2 separate regions of the Homo sapiens genome follow, and region 1 is linked to region 2. A link is a contact called in ENCODE Hi-C or POLR2A ChIA-PET data. All regions are on one chromosome and are shown on one strand. Each heading gives the region's core, a stretch centred on a gene start or an enhancer-like site at or near the end of the contact. The rest is flanking DNA. Distances are from core to core; before and after follow the strand shown. Region 1 has its middle 4.5 kb from the start of TRG-AS1. Region 2 has its middle 39 kb from the start of TARP.

Region 1 (7,014 bases), core at 1,110-3,609, 100 kb after region 2:
CATAAAGATAAGAAAATGCAAATTGAATGAACAAATCTCATTTTCTGAACCCCAGAGCTTGGATTGCAATTGCTATCAAATTAAACTATATGACTTAGGGAATGTTAGTTAACCCCTCACTTTCTCATCTGCTATATTCAATGTTACTTAAACCCGTTGATAAGGTTTCTGTGAAGATTAAATAAAATATACATGTAATGTGCTTAGTACAGTAACTACCGGAAAGTCAGTACCCATATTTATCATCAGTATTATTATTATTGCTATAGTAATTATTGTATAAAAATTCCAGATAGATCATATCAAGTAATAAATGAATAAAATATTAATGAAATGATATGAATTTCTTTAGGCATACTTCTGAAGTATGTTCACCTTTCCAAGTAGGACACAAAATCCAGACACCAGAAACTAAAAGATTGATTGAAATGTATAAAAACAGAATATCAGAACAAAAACATAAATATGCCATTCAAATAGAAATAATGCATACTGCACATATATGACAAGCAAAAGAGGTATTTCTGTAATAGTGATAGACTTCTGAATAAATAAGAAAAAGTGAAAAAGTTCAACTGAACTAATAAAGATATTGTTACCTATAGGGTGAGACACAGAAGAGAAAAGAGAATTCTAGAATGGAAGCTAAAATCTCTAAATTGATCTTGTTTTATAATTTTGACTTCAGTTCCATGTAAAGGTTTTACATATACAAATCAAAATAATACAACAGATTTCCAAAATATAAAAATGAAAACTGAACGAATAAACTAGCTGTATCAAAGTTGGCATGAACATATAGAGAATGATTCTGTATTCTGATTGTGTGCCCAAAAAAGAAAGAAAGAGAGAGAAAAGGAAGAAAGGAAAAAAAGAAGGAAGTAAGAGAAGGAGGGAGGAAGAAAGGAAGGAAGTAAGGAAGGGAAGGAGAGAGGGAGGAAGAAAGAAAGGAAGGAAGTAAGGAAGGGAAGGAGAGAGGGAGGAAGAAAGGAAGGAAGGAAGGAAGGAAGGAAGGCAAGCTAGGGAGGGAGCTAGGGAGGGAGGGAGGGGAGGCCAGAAAAAGGGATGTGTAGAAAAATAGCAAGTAACCAAGAAAGTAGAGAGAGAGACAAAAAGGAAAGCAGAGGGAGACAATGTTCAACTGCATACCTAGGCTTAGTGTTATAGTGGTAATTATACTATTGCTTATATTGTTATAGACATAAAGAATAAGCAACACTCTCAGCTGTGATCTCTAGATATATGATTCAGTATAAATATCCTTCCCATTTGCTGTCCAAAATATCTCGCTTCGCAGTTGGACCCTAGGTGTACCTGTTGGTCCGAGGAAGCAGAGTGAGTGGGCCTCCCCCATGTCCTCGGAGAGCTGAGAGAGTCTTGCTCTCAGCCAGGCTGCTTGGCTGAGGCCTGAAGATGACAGCTTGTCTTCAGGAAAGTCCTGGGGGAGGGTGGGGAACAAGGTGCAGCTGCTGCCAGGAGAGTGTGATATTAGGGGAGAGATCAGGAATTATGCTGTGTTTCTCTTTGTACAGAATACAGTAAATTCGGTGGCAACAAATGAGAGGGGGCTGGTCTATCTTGTGTACCAGAAGCAGTCACAAGGCAGATTTTCAGTGTGGTGTAGGGCAGGTGTGAATCACTGTGCCTGTCCCAGGTGGCACAGTAATAGATCCAGAATCATTTTCAATTAGATTTTGCAGTATCAATTTCCAGCTCCTCCTCATGCTTGCATAAGTAAAATACTTTCCTCTACTGATTCTTGATTCCAACACAACCCTGGAGTAGTAGGGGTCATAGTATGGAAGATGCTGTGGGGCCTTCCCCGCCTGGTGCAGGTACCAGTGGATGTAGAAGGTATTTATTACAGTAAGATCACAAGTGATTACAGCAGATGACCCAGCTGGCCTGGTGACTGACTTCCTTCTCCCTTGCAAGTTGGAAGATTTCTGACTGGCTGCAATGGGAACAGCACAAAATATAATGAGGAACTCCTTAGAACGGCACCCCTTGCAAAATGAGAAAACAAAACAGAACAAAATAAAACCCATCAGCCTCTCTGTAGGCAGCACACTTACCAAGAGGCAGGAAAGCTAGAAGCAGGGCTGGGGCCCACCGCATGCCTTCCTCTCTGGGGTCTTGGAAGGAAAGGGACCAGATGAAGAGGAGCAGAAGACGCTTTCAAAACTCAGGTCCCACTCAAACAGGAAGTGTTCCCTAGCACAGAAGGCAGTAGGAGGAGCTGGTCTTCCTGAGTCACAGGCAGGGAGAAGTGATGGAGGATCTGTCTTAGGGGACTCCCCAGCCTTCCTCCCAGAGGGGTGGTGTCTGGGAGGACCTGCAGAGGAGCTCCTGCCTCTCTGCTCAGGCCCCTTCTCCAGCGCCATCTTGTGGCAGCAGAGAGCAGGCCCTCTGCAGAAGAGAGCCAGGGGCATGGAGAGCTCAGGCCTCCAGCAGAGGGAGTGCAGATGTGGGGAAAGCTGACCCTGGCGCCAGCTGGCCAGGGCCATAGGACGGGGCAGTCCACAGCAGGCTCACACCCTGCCCTTCAGAGTTTCAGCAGTTGATGCTGCTTCCAGGGCCTTGTCCTGTCAGGAAGCTTGATTTGGTCTTTCAACTGCTTTCCTTTTCACATTCGCAAGGACACTTGGAGGCAAAATACCCAGGGCCACTCTGAGAAGGCCTGAACCTGCTTTATTAACAGTGTAACACCTAAGGTTCTTGCCTAGCCACGCCATAGAATTGGTGTGGCGGCTGACCGCAGCGAGTGATAGAAACACGGACCGAGAGAGAGAAAAAGCTGTAGGCTTTATTGAGCAGAGTGAAAGTACAAAGCTTCCAAAGCATGGAGGGGGTCCAGAATGGGTAGCCAGAGTTAGATTATAGGATTGCCTTTTAAACTCTTCAAGGCGGGAAATACCTGAGGCGGGAAGATGTTACCAAAGCGAGAAACAAAGGCAATTAACCATTTGTAACATGTCTTAGATCTTGAGGAAAACCGGAATTGCAACTTAGGTTTTATCTACTTTATGACCTTGCAGCGTCATGGCAAAGGAGACAGGATCTTACAGGACTTTACAAAGTATGTTTACAAGGAATTGGAATTGGGAGTATAGATAAGGTCTGCTGGTTACAGAAAAACGGGCAGTTAACGTTATTTTACTTTAGTTTTGGGGCAGGGGGAAGGAAGAGAGGGAGAGAGAACACAGGGAAACTTACAGGAAAATTTTCGCTGTTCATAGCTTTCATGGGGAAGAAAACACATGCACAAATCCTGGTGTTCGGAATATTTTAAGCATATATCTTCAATATTATTCATCCAGGACCGAAGTAAGTCGTGATGCAGGAAATGAGTGCGTTTCACAGCTTGCTGAGCCCCTACTCGACCCAGGAAGCCCAGCTGGCCCCTCCTCTCAACAGGAGTGAGAATCAGGTATGTTGGTCGGCCATGGACTCTCCTCAATGGTAAATGGGTGTGTGGGGGTCAGGAGGGGGTGTGTGTGACCTTGTGTTTGTAACCTCTTTGTTAGAGGATTTCTGTTCATTCTCAAGTAAAAAGGCCACATCAAGTAGGAGTGTGAGATTGGCTCACGCCTGTATTCCCAGCACTTTGGGAGGCCGAGGTGGGCAGATCACGAGGTCAGGAGATTGAGACCATCCTGGCTAACACGATGAAACCCTGTCTCTACTAAAAATACAAAAAAATTAGCCGGTTGTGGGGGTGGGCACCTGTAGTCCCAGCTACTCAGGAGGCTGAGGCAGGAGAATGTTGTGAACCCGGGAGGTGGAGCTTGCAGTGAGCGGAGATTGTGCCATTGCACTCCAGCCTGGACAACAGAGTGAGACTCCGTCTCAAAAAAAGAAAAAAAAAAGTACAGGGTGCAGTGCCATATGCAATATGTGGTACATACTTGAACTCAAAACTTATTTGTTATTTATCTGAACTTCCAATTTACCTGGGTATTGCATATTTTATTTGGCAACTCTATCCTTGGAAAGCAGGCTAATATGTGCAGTGCACCTGGATTCATAGATGAAGATATGGGTGATAAAACAAGTAGAATAAAATAATTGGGAACATTCAGTAGTGTATACACAGATATTCACCTCCTCTATAACAAATATGTTTAGATTCATGTTTAAAATATTCCTAATAAGATGTAGAACAACATCCCTCTTGGTTGTGGTATTGGCTTAGCTCAGAGAATTCAGTTTCTGCTGTCATCACAGCTGGGAATGAGAAAGGGAGGGGCTCTGGTTGGTCTCCCTCTGCCTCTGGAGCACACGTGGAGGACATGAGGCTGCCGCAGGAGCAGCTCTGAAAGCTGAGTTCTTGGGGTCACTGTGAAGGAGGGAAGCTCAGGTGCCTTGAAGCCTGGAAAATCCTTGCTGGGACCGATGTCTCACGGTTTAAAAATTAGAAGGGAGAGATTTGCCATTACATTGCAATGCATAGAACACCCTTAAAACAAAAAAGCAATAAAGGAAAGTAACTCCACTGTAATGTCAAAAGAACTATACAGCTACAGTGCTGAAGAGACGGCAATACTGGCACTAGAATGAAAAGATTCATGGAACACACTGGAAAGTCCAGAAAGAGAGCCATGTGTATGTAATATTTTATCACATGATAAAGTTGTACGTTAATATCCTTGAGAAACTACTGGATTATGTAATAAGTTCTCTTTTGGGAATTGACTTACCATATGGAAACAATTTTTTTTTTTTTTTTTTTTTGAGACAGAGTCTCTCTCTGTCCCCCAGGCTGGAGTGCGGTGGCACAATCTCGGCTCACTGCAAGCTCCGCCTCCTGGGTTCACGCCATTCTCCTGCCTCAGCCTTCTCAGTAGCTGGGACTACAGGCACCTGCCAACATGCCCAGCTAATTTTTTATATTTTTAGTAGAGATGGGGTTTCACCGTGTTACCCCGGATAGTCTGGATCTCCTGATCTCGTGATTCACCCACCTCAGCCTCCCAAAGTGCTGGGATTACAGGCGTGAGCCACTGCACCCGGCCAGAAACAAATCTTCTTAAGTTACTATGTTGCCAGCTACAAATGGAGATTTTCTTGTAATAAAACTGAAAACAGAAAATCATTAGACTTTAACCATGATGAATTGCACACATATTGTAAGTGAGATTTGCCTCTCTGATCCTAACATCAAAATAGACCCCTTAGAAAAATTGATAGGTTTTATTAAAAGTAGTACACAAAGTTCAGTTCACCAAAAGGTGCTGAAAATAATAGCAAACCACGAGAAATATTTTCAATACATTTGATAAAGGATCAATATCTCTAAAATGAGGTGTATTAATTCTTACAAACCAATAAGAAAAAAATGATAACCAACAGAAGAATAGGCGAAGAGTATGAAATGGCAGTTGACAAAAGAAGAAGTATAAATGGCCTACAAAGTTGTTAAGTAATGCTAGCATTCACACAGGTAAGAAAATGCAAATTGAATTAACAAATCTCATTTTCTGAACCCCAGCGCTTGGATTGAAATTGCTATCGAATAAAGTATATGACTTAGGGAATGTTAGTTAAGCCCTTTATTTCTCATCTGGTGTATTCAATGGTACTTTAACCCCTCAATGGGGTTTCTGTGAAGATTAAATAAAACTTACATGCAATGTGATTAGTACAGTAACTACCAGAATGTCAGTACCCGTGTTTATCATTAGCATATTATTATTACTACGGTAATTATTGTATTAAAATTCCCAATAGATCAGAGATGCCATCATTAAATAGTCTATGAATAAAAGCATTCAAATAAATGATATGGACTTCTTTATTCATACTTATGAAGTGTATGCACTTTTAGAGGCAAGACACAAAATCTAGACACTGGAAGATAAAAGATTGATTAAAATGTATAAAACCTTATCAGAATGAAAATATAAATATGACGGTCAAATAGAAACAATATATACTGCACTATGACAAACAAAAGACTTTTCTGTAATACTGAAAGACTTGTTCTGAATAAGAAAAAGTGAAAAAGTTCAACTGAACTGATAAAAATATTGTTACCTATAGGGTCAGGGAGAGAAGAGGAAAGAGAAATCCAGAATGGGGCCTGGTGAGGTTGCTCATGCCTGTAATCCCAGCACTTAGGGAGGCCGAGGCAGGGGGATCATCTGAGGTCAGGAGTTCGAGACCAGCCAGGCCAACATGAGGAAACCCTGTCTCTACCAAAAATACAAAAATTAGCTGGATGTGCTGGCGGGCACCTGAAATCCCAGCTACTTGGGAGGCTGAGGTAGGAGAATCTCTTGAACCCAGGAGGCGGAGGTTGCAGTGAGCCGAGATTGCTCCACTGCACTCCAGCCTGAGTGACAGACTGAGAATCCGTCTCAAAAAAAAAAAAAAAAAAAAAAGAGAGAGAAAAAGAAATCTAGAATGTAAGTTAAAATCTCCAAATGCATCTTCGTTAAAATTATGACTTTAGTTCCATGTAAATAGTTTACATATGCAAAACAAATATGAAACAAAACAAAATAATACAACAAATGTCTAAAATTTTAAAATGAAAACTGAACAAATAAACTAGCTATATCAATGTTGGCATGAACATGTAAAGAAAAATTATTTCAAATGATTTTGTTGAAAAAATATTCGGATTATGTACCCAAAAAGGAAAGAAAGAGAGAGAAAAGCAAGGAAGGAAGAAATGAAAAAAGGAAGGAAGGAAGGGAGGGAGAGAGGGAGGGAGGGAGGGAGGGAAGAAAAAATAATAAAAGCAAGCAAGGAAGTAAGAAAGGAGAGAGAATAAAAGGGAGGGCAGAGGGAGAGAGTGTTTAACTGCATATCTAGGCCTAGTGTTTTAGTGGTATTTATAATATTGCCTATATTGTTATAGACATAAGGAGTAAGCAGCACTCTCAGCTGCGATCTCTGGACCATGATTGGATACATGATTCAGTATAAATACCCTTCCCATTTGCTGTCCAAAATATCTCGCTTCACAGCTGGACCCTAAGAAACAGAGTGAGTGGGCCTCCCCCATGT
Region 2 (6,938 bases), core at 906-3,405:
CGCAGAGACAAAGTATAGAGAAACAATAGTGGGCCCAGGGGACCGGTGCTCAGCACACCAAGGACCTGCACCGGCACCGGCCTCTGAGTGTCTTCAGTTTTTGTTCATTATTATTTTCATTATTTCAGCAAAAAGGAATGTAGTAGGAGAGCAGGGTGATAATAAGGAGAAGGTCAACAAAAAACGTGAGCAAAAGAATCTATATCATAATTAAGTTCGAGGGAAAGTACTATGCCTGGACGTGCACGTAGGCCAGATTTATGTTTCTCTCCACCCAAACATCTCAGTGGAGTAAAGAATAACAAGGCAGTATTATTGCAAACATGTCTCACCTCCTGCCACAGGGCAGCTTTTCTCCTATCTCAGACTTGAACAAATGTACAATCGGGTTTTATACCGAGACATTCAGTTCCCAGGGGCAAGCAGGAGACAGTGGCCTTCCTCCACGTCAACTGCAAGAGGCTTTCCTCTTTTACTAATCCACCTCAGCACAGACCCTTTACGGGTGTCGGGCTGGGGGACAGTCAGGTCTTTCTCATCCCACAAGGCCATATTTCAGACTATCACATGGGGAGAAACCTTGGACAATACCCCGCTTTCAAGGGCAGAGGTCCCTGCGGCTTTCCACAATGCATTGTGCCCCTGGTTTATTGAGACTAGAGAATGGCAATGACTTTTACCAAGTATACTGCTTGTAAACATTTTGTTAACAAGGCACGTCCTGCACAGCCTTAGATCCCTTAAACCTTGATTTTATACAACACATGTTTTTGTGAGCTCCAGGTTGGGGCAAAGTGGCTGGAGCAAAGCTACAAATTAACAACATCTCAGCAAAGCAATTGTTTAAAGTACAGGTCTTTTTCAAAATGGAGTCTCTTGTGTCTTTCCTTTCTACATAGACACAGTGACAGTCTGATCTCTCTTTCTTTTCCCTACAACTTCTATCTGTGCTTGTTCTAAGAGTGGATCAGATCTCAACAGTGCAACAGGGAGGCTTGCTGGGAGGCTGGAGTCTAACCAGGATGAGCGTCTCATAGTGGAGAAGGGGCAAGGAAAGTCTCAAATGTCTGGCCTTGAGACTAAAACCTTAGAACTCAATGGTGTTATGGGAGTGAGAATCTCCTGTTTCAGGATTGGAGTTGCATATACACCAACCTCATAGATGATGCTTAAGTTGCCAATCAGGTTGTTAATTTAACCTGAGAAGGAGCTCTCACCCAGACATGCTGGGGGAACCGGTAGGATGTTGCCAATCCTCAGAGGAAGCCAAGTCTGGCTCAGAAGTCTTACCTCTCTAAGCACAGACCAAGCGGAATGAGGTATAGTATTTGAATATGCTAGGAAGTCAGACTGTGGGAGCCTACAGTGATTATCTCAACGATTGAGTTATATATTCTCCTGGGACTGCATAGATTCAGCCCAGGGGCATGGGCACCCACTCTGCCATGTTTCGGTGGGGTAGGAGTGGAGACATTTGTCCTTTATGCTCACATTGCTGAGCAATCCTCTGATGGACCCTTATCACTCATTTATCTGATGTTATTGTCCTCTAGTAATCCTTGGTCTGGTTGATGCTGAAATCATTTTGTCTCTGTAGAGGGACTTGATGTGATTCCATTTATGACATTTGTTACACAGTTGAACTCAGGGCTTCTATATCCCTGGTTTCCTGTGGAGAAAGAAGCACATCACTGTTGCCCACATCTGTGATCTACCTGTGCTAATAGGTTCATGAGTCTTGTGTCACCCTGTTTACACTGAGGAAATGAAACCAAAGGTATTAGTGTCTCTGAATCAGGTGCCTCTGGAAGGTACAGATACTGGGTGGAATGTTAGGATCATCTCCGTGCTGCAAGATGTCCTCTGGTCTTCAGGACAGTGTCATGGGAGTGGACCGAAGGTGCCATGTCTGAACAGTCCTGGGCATCAGATTCCCAACTCACCTGGTAGCTAATGAACCTTGAATATCAAATGCAGGGAGCCCCACCTACCCACAGGGTGGAGAGTGTGTTTGATAGTAATCTTGTATGTGTGAAGATGGATATTTTATTTCCATTAGCTGTGGGCTCTTGAAAGTGAGCAAAGTTGGTTGTGGTTTAACTGTCCTCGTTTTGTCTTACAACACCCTAGCCACCCCATGCACAGCCCCAACCAGTAGGGGCCGGTTTGACTTTGAGCATTTTCCATGAATCAACCACATTTGCCAGAGCACGTAAACAAAAGAAGCCTGAGAAAATAAAACACCATCCGCCACATCAGCGCCCTCCCACCACCCACTCTGCCTCCTCCACCACCACCACTGCATTCTCTCTCTACATTGCTGAAGTTCGGGGCAGCCCAGCTTGCGTTGGGGAAGGAAATCGCTAAGAAGTGTGAAACCACAGGAGACATTGCCCAGTACCTCGGCTGGTGATATCAGCCCCACAAAGCCCTTAGTGATCTGAAAGTTTCCTCTCCCAGTGCAGAAATCATTCCAGATTTCTCTATAGAGGCCAGGTATTTGCCCTAAAGAGATTCAATCAATTCATGAGAATCAAGGAGTAGATCTAAATTAAATTTGATCTTTCTTAAGTCTGGTTGGTCTTGCTTTGTTTACAAGTAGGATTCTCTACTTGGTTTCCAAAAGAACATGTTTCACAGAAACAAGCTGATTGTAGGCAAACCAGAAAACCTTCCCAATGTTCAGTAACACATTGTTTTAATTCTAATATATAAAAATGTTTACTTTAAAAGGATTCACCGGAGAAAACAGAAAACACACAATCACTTATTTTTTCACCCACATACCAACAATGAACATTGTTTTATCTTTGTCTGCAGAAATACACAGACACACATATAAATGAATGGCATGCCTATTTGTGTTATTACTCAGTAGAAAAAATGGCCAAAGGACATGAACAAATATGGCACAGAATAATATAAAATAGACCTTAAACATAAAAAGATGTTTATCTTCACTCACAGTAAGAAAAAAAGCAAATTAAAACCACAATGCAGTACTATTTTTACCTGTCAAATTAGCAAAACCCAACATTAAGCAGTAGGCTGTCAGCACTCACACACATTGTGGGAGAAGGGGTTAGGGCCATTTCTATGGAGGGCAGTTTGGCAGTACCCATCAAAATTACCAGTGCATATGTTCAAATGACATAAAACACTATCATTCATTTCAGCATTTTTTATAATAGCAAAAGACTGGTACTAAACCAAGGCACCGATTGAAAGTATGTTCACCAGTGAAAAATATCTGTATTTAGCTGGGCACAGTGGCTCACACTTGTAATCCCAGCACTTTGGGAGGCTGAGGTGGGCGAATCACTTGAGGTCAGAAGTTCGGGACCAGCCTGGCCAACCTGGTGAAACCCTGTCTCTACTAAAAACACAAAAATTAGTTGGGCATGGTGGTGGGAGCCTGTAATCCCAGCTACTCGGGAAGCTGAGGCAGGAGAATCGTTTGAACCCAGGAGGCAGAGGTTGCAGTGAGCCGAGATCAGCCACTGCACTCCAGCCTGGGCCACAGAGCAAGACTCTGTCTCAAAAACAAAAAAAAGAAAAAAAAAATACCTGTAGTGAAGTGCCCCTGTATATAAACATAAAAAGAGCTTTAAGATTTATAAATGGAAAGAGATGTGCAGATTAATATATGCTATATACTCCCTGTGTAAAAAGGGGAAATGAGAACATATATACATGTACATGGATACTTATATATGTACATCCATATTTAACTAAATAAAAATTGGAGTGTTTTCGAACCATGTAAGTGTTCAAATGTATTTATCTCACAATAGGATTTATGCTATGAATATTATTTTTCAACTCCATATCTATTTATTTTCCAGTTTTTAACCCATTTCCTTTTTGCCCCAAGAATACTCATTTCTAATCCTAATGCAACAGAAATGTACATGATGTTACATTAGGATTAGAGAGAAGTTCTGTTTAGAAATAACTCCAAGAACAGTTTTTGTTTTGTTTTGTTTTTAAGAGAGAGAGAGTCTCACTGTGTCGCCCAGGCTGGAGTGCAGTGGCGTGATCTCAGCTCACTGCAACCTCCGTTCCGCCTCCGGGTTCAAGTGATGGTCCTGACTCAGCCTCCTGAGTAGCTGGGACTACAGGTGCACGCTGCCACTCCCGGCTAATTTTTTGTATTTTAATAGAGACGGGGTTTCACCGTGTTGCCCAGGCTGGTCTCGAACTCCTGAGCTCAGGCAGTCCACCCGCCTCAGCCTCCCAAAATGCTAGTATTACAGGCGTGAGCCACTGCACCCAGCCCAGGAACAGATTTGACATTTTATATTCACGTTGAAAATCAGTCATATTTGCTTCAGCCTCAAAAGAGTGTGTTTATGTAAAAACAGCGAGCTGCACTTTTTTCTAAATGGGAAATGGGTTAAAGAATCTATACTTTTTGGAAGATGCGTATTTGTCTATTTATGAATTTCTGATTGTTCACCTGGGTTAATTTGGGGCTGTTTGAAATAACACTATCGTGAATGAACATCCTTGCACATAAATCTTGGTACACCCCTTTCGTTTCCTTGGGAAATAAATGGGTCCCATGATAAGAACACCTTCCAGGTGGCGTGTGTTCCACCCGTGTGTAGTGAGCTCTGAGATGTTTCCTTACGGCTTGTGTGGAGCACAGCTGGAGTTCAGGCACTATTTCAGTCACTTGCTGGCCTCCACCCTGGCTGCATATTAGAATTATGAAAAGAGGATTTTCCAAGGTCCTGATGCCTGGCCCGTGATAAAGGCTCCCATAAGGAGAGCCCCTGGTAGGATGGATAAGGCAGCAGGTCTTAAGTCAGACAGTCCTGGAATCATGTGAACTCTGGGACTCACTCAGTGGTTAATTGGGCATATTTTTTAACCTCGAGATCTGGTTTTCTTATCAGTGAAATGAGCATAATGGCTGTAAGGTGATGCAGTTGAGAGCATTAGAGAGAGAGGACGCAAGCTGCCAAGCCATATTTCTGCTGCTCAGTAAGTGGTTGGTACTCACTATTCCTCAAACACAACAGAAAAAGCAAATAAATGAAAAAGAACCTAACAAATCATGGTGCAAGCTACGCATCTACTCAAATAACTTTTCATGGCTAATGAAAATCTTGAATTTCTAGCTGTTTGGCTGAATTATATGGGTGTAGTGTCTCTGGTTATCTCTTATTACTCAGAATTTCTCACTGGCAGTTATATAGGACTTTGATTAGTATAATGGGGAAAACATTAATCGTGACCTTCTTGAAAGACCAAAAACCTTCAAAAATAAAATCTATGAGGAAAGGAATTCCAAAACAGTAGAAAGAATAAATAATTAGAAATATTTTGAGAACTGTTGAACTGAAGTTTTACTTTTTTATAGTTGAGAAATATATGGAGTTTTTTTATATATAGTTTTTCCTTTTTTTTTTTCTTTCTTTTTCTTTTTTGAGACAGAGTCTCGCTCTGTCGCCTAGGCTGGAATGCAGTTGCGCGATCTCGGCTCACTGCAACCTCCGCCTCCCGGGTTCAAGTGGTTCTCCTGCCTCAGCCTCCCAAGTAGCTGGGATTACAGGCACAAGCCACTACACCTGGCTAATTTTTGTATTTTTAGTAGAGACAGGGTGTCACCATATTGGAGTTTTTTTCTTTTTTATTTGACAAGCGTGTGGAGTATGCTAACTCTGTAGTGACTATTGAGATACGTGTTTTTGTGTAGAACTGTATAAATCTTTGCCTAATTTTTCCATTGCACACCTGTGGGCACTGCCTGTTCTGGTACTTATTTTGTCCAACCATGTGCTTCGGTCTTTAATCACAGAAGTCCTATATGATGGATGGGAGCTCAGCATATAAAAGTCTTCCCAGCATTGACAAATTGGCAGGTTGGCTTATAACCCTCTAATTATCTGAACAGCATTGGAGCAAGGAGGGGAAATGTGAACAGCCAAAGAGGCAATTTCCTTCCTACTTCATAGCCTAATAAGGAAGGACATTTTCATGTGTTAATTGAAACTACAAGTAACCTGTTTTCACTCTAAGAGGAAATAACATAGAAGGTAAGAGCGGAGGTCCTGGAGCCTGGCTGCTTGAGTTCAAATTCCAGCCCTGTTTCTTAGTAGCTGTTTGATTATGCGAAAGTTCTTTAGCCCCCTCTGCCTCAGTTTCCCCATCCATAGAACAGAGATAATTGTACATATAGAATTTTTGTGAGAATTAAATGAGTGAACACGTCCTTAAGCCAGGACCGGGTACATGGTGGGCACTGTATTTGTGATTGCTATCATTACTTCCTCAGGGTGGTAATCACTGAATTTGTAACTTTAGGTAGAAATCTGAAATTATTTAATCTAAACACATTCTTCTAAAGACAGATGAACTTAGGCAATGTGGGATGGTTAAGAACAAATTGTGGCCGGTCATGGTGGCTGAAGCCTGTAATCCCAGCACTTTGGGAGGCCGAGTTGGGCGGATCGCCTGAAGGCAGGACTGAGGTTAGCTGAGTGTGGTGGTGGGCACCTATAATCCCAGCTACTTGGGAAGCTGAGGCAGGAGAATCACTTGAACCTGGAGGTGGAGATTGCAGTGAGCCAAGATCATGTCACTGCACTCCGGCCTAGGCAACAGAATGAGACTCCTTCTCAAAAAAAGGAAAAGAAAAGAACAAATGGTACAGCTTGTTAGAGCCAGACCAAGTGGCCAGGGCTCTAACTAGCTGTGAAGTGTGACTAGTATTCCTCCCACACCATGTGACCTCCCGATATGTGGTAGCTGTGCCATGGTGGAAACGTACTGGACCAAGAACAATGCATAACCTTCTTCTACCTCCTACCTCAGAAATGCACGTGGGTGTTCCAGAATCTCCTCCAAGGTGATTCTGCAGAGCTCTGAGCCTGTTTAGTCTCTGGAAGGAGCTGGGGTGTCAGAATGTTATACATACCCAGAGAGCACCA

Evidence for each region. A loop is a pair of places that touch in the nucleus more often than their neighbours do. ChIA-PET counts read pairs that join two places held with the same protein, here RNA polymerase II (POLR2A). Pooled maps may share reads with other maps.
Region 1: a map of naive thymus-derived CD4-positive, alpha-beta T cell shows a loop between it and region 2 (4-fold over the local background). The contact joins two enhancer-like sites. A Hi-C loop is called at or near these places in 11 of 168 maps with a recorded cell type or tissue (GM13977, HAP-1, Jurkat and 6 more), 4 of 37 single-sample maps with no recorded cell type and 12 of 50 pooled maps. POLR2A ChIA-PET finds 5 or more read pairs at or near these places in 12 of 52 experiments (CD4-positive, alpha-beta memory T cell, CD8-positive, alpha-beta memory T cell, GM12878 and 7 more).

The regions. Positions count from the first base shown.
Region 1 is chr7:38,333,397-38,340,410 of GRCh38, forward strand. It overlaps TRG and the pseudogene TRGV7. Among named protein-coding and RNA genes, the nearest start is that of TRG-AS1, 4.5 kb to the right of the region's middle. Within about 2 kb of position 2,360, at least 17 of the 41 ENCODE cell types and tissues checked have a DNase peak (open chromatin) inside an H3K27ac peak, as active enhancers do; they include left lung and natural killer cell, where a contact is called at or near this core.
Region 2 is chr7:38,230,921-38,237,858 of GRCh38, forward strand. No RefSeq gene overlaps it. Among named protein-coding and RNA genes, the nearest start is that of TARP, 39 kb to the right of the region's middle. RefSeq lists an enhancer at 2,357-2,436. Within about 2 kb of position 2,156, at least 7 of the 41 ENCODE cell types and tissues checked have a DNase peak (open chromatin) inside an H3K27ac peak, as active enhancers do; they include left lung and natural killer cell, where a contact is called at or near this core.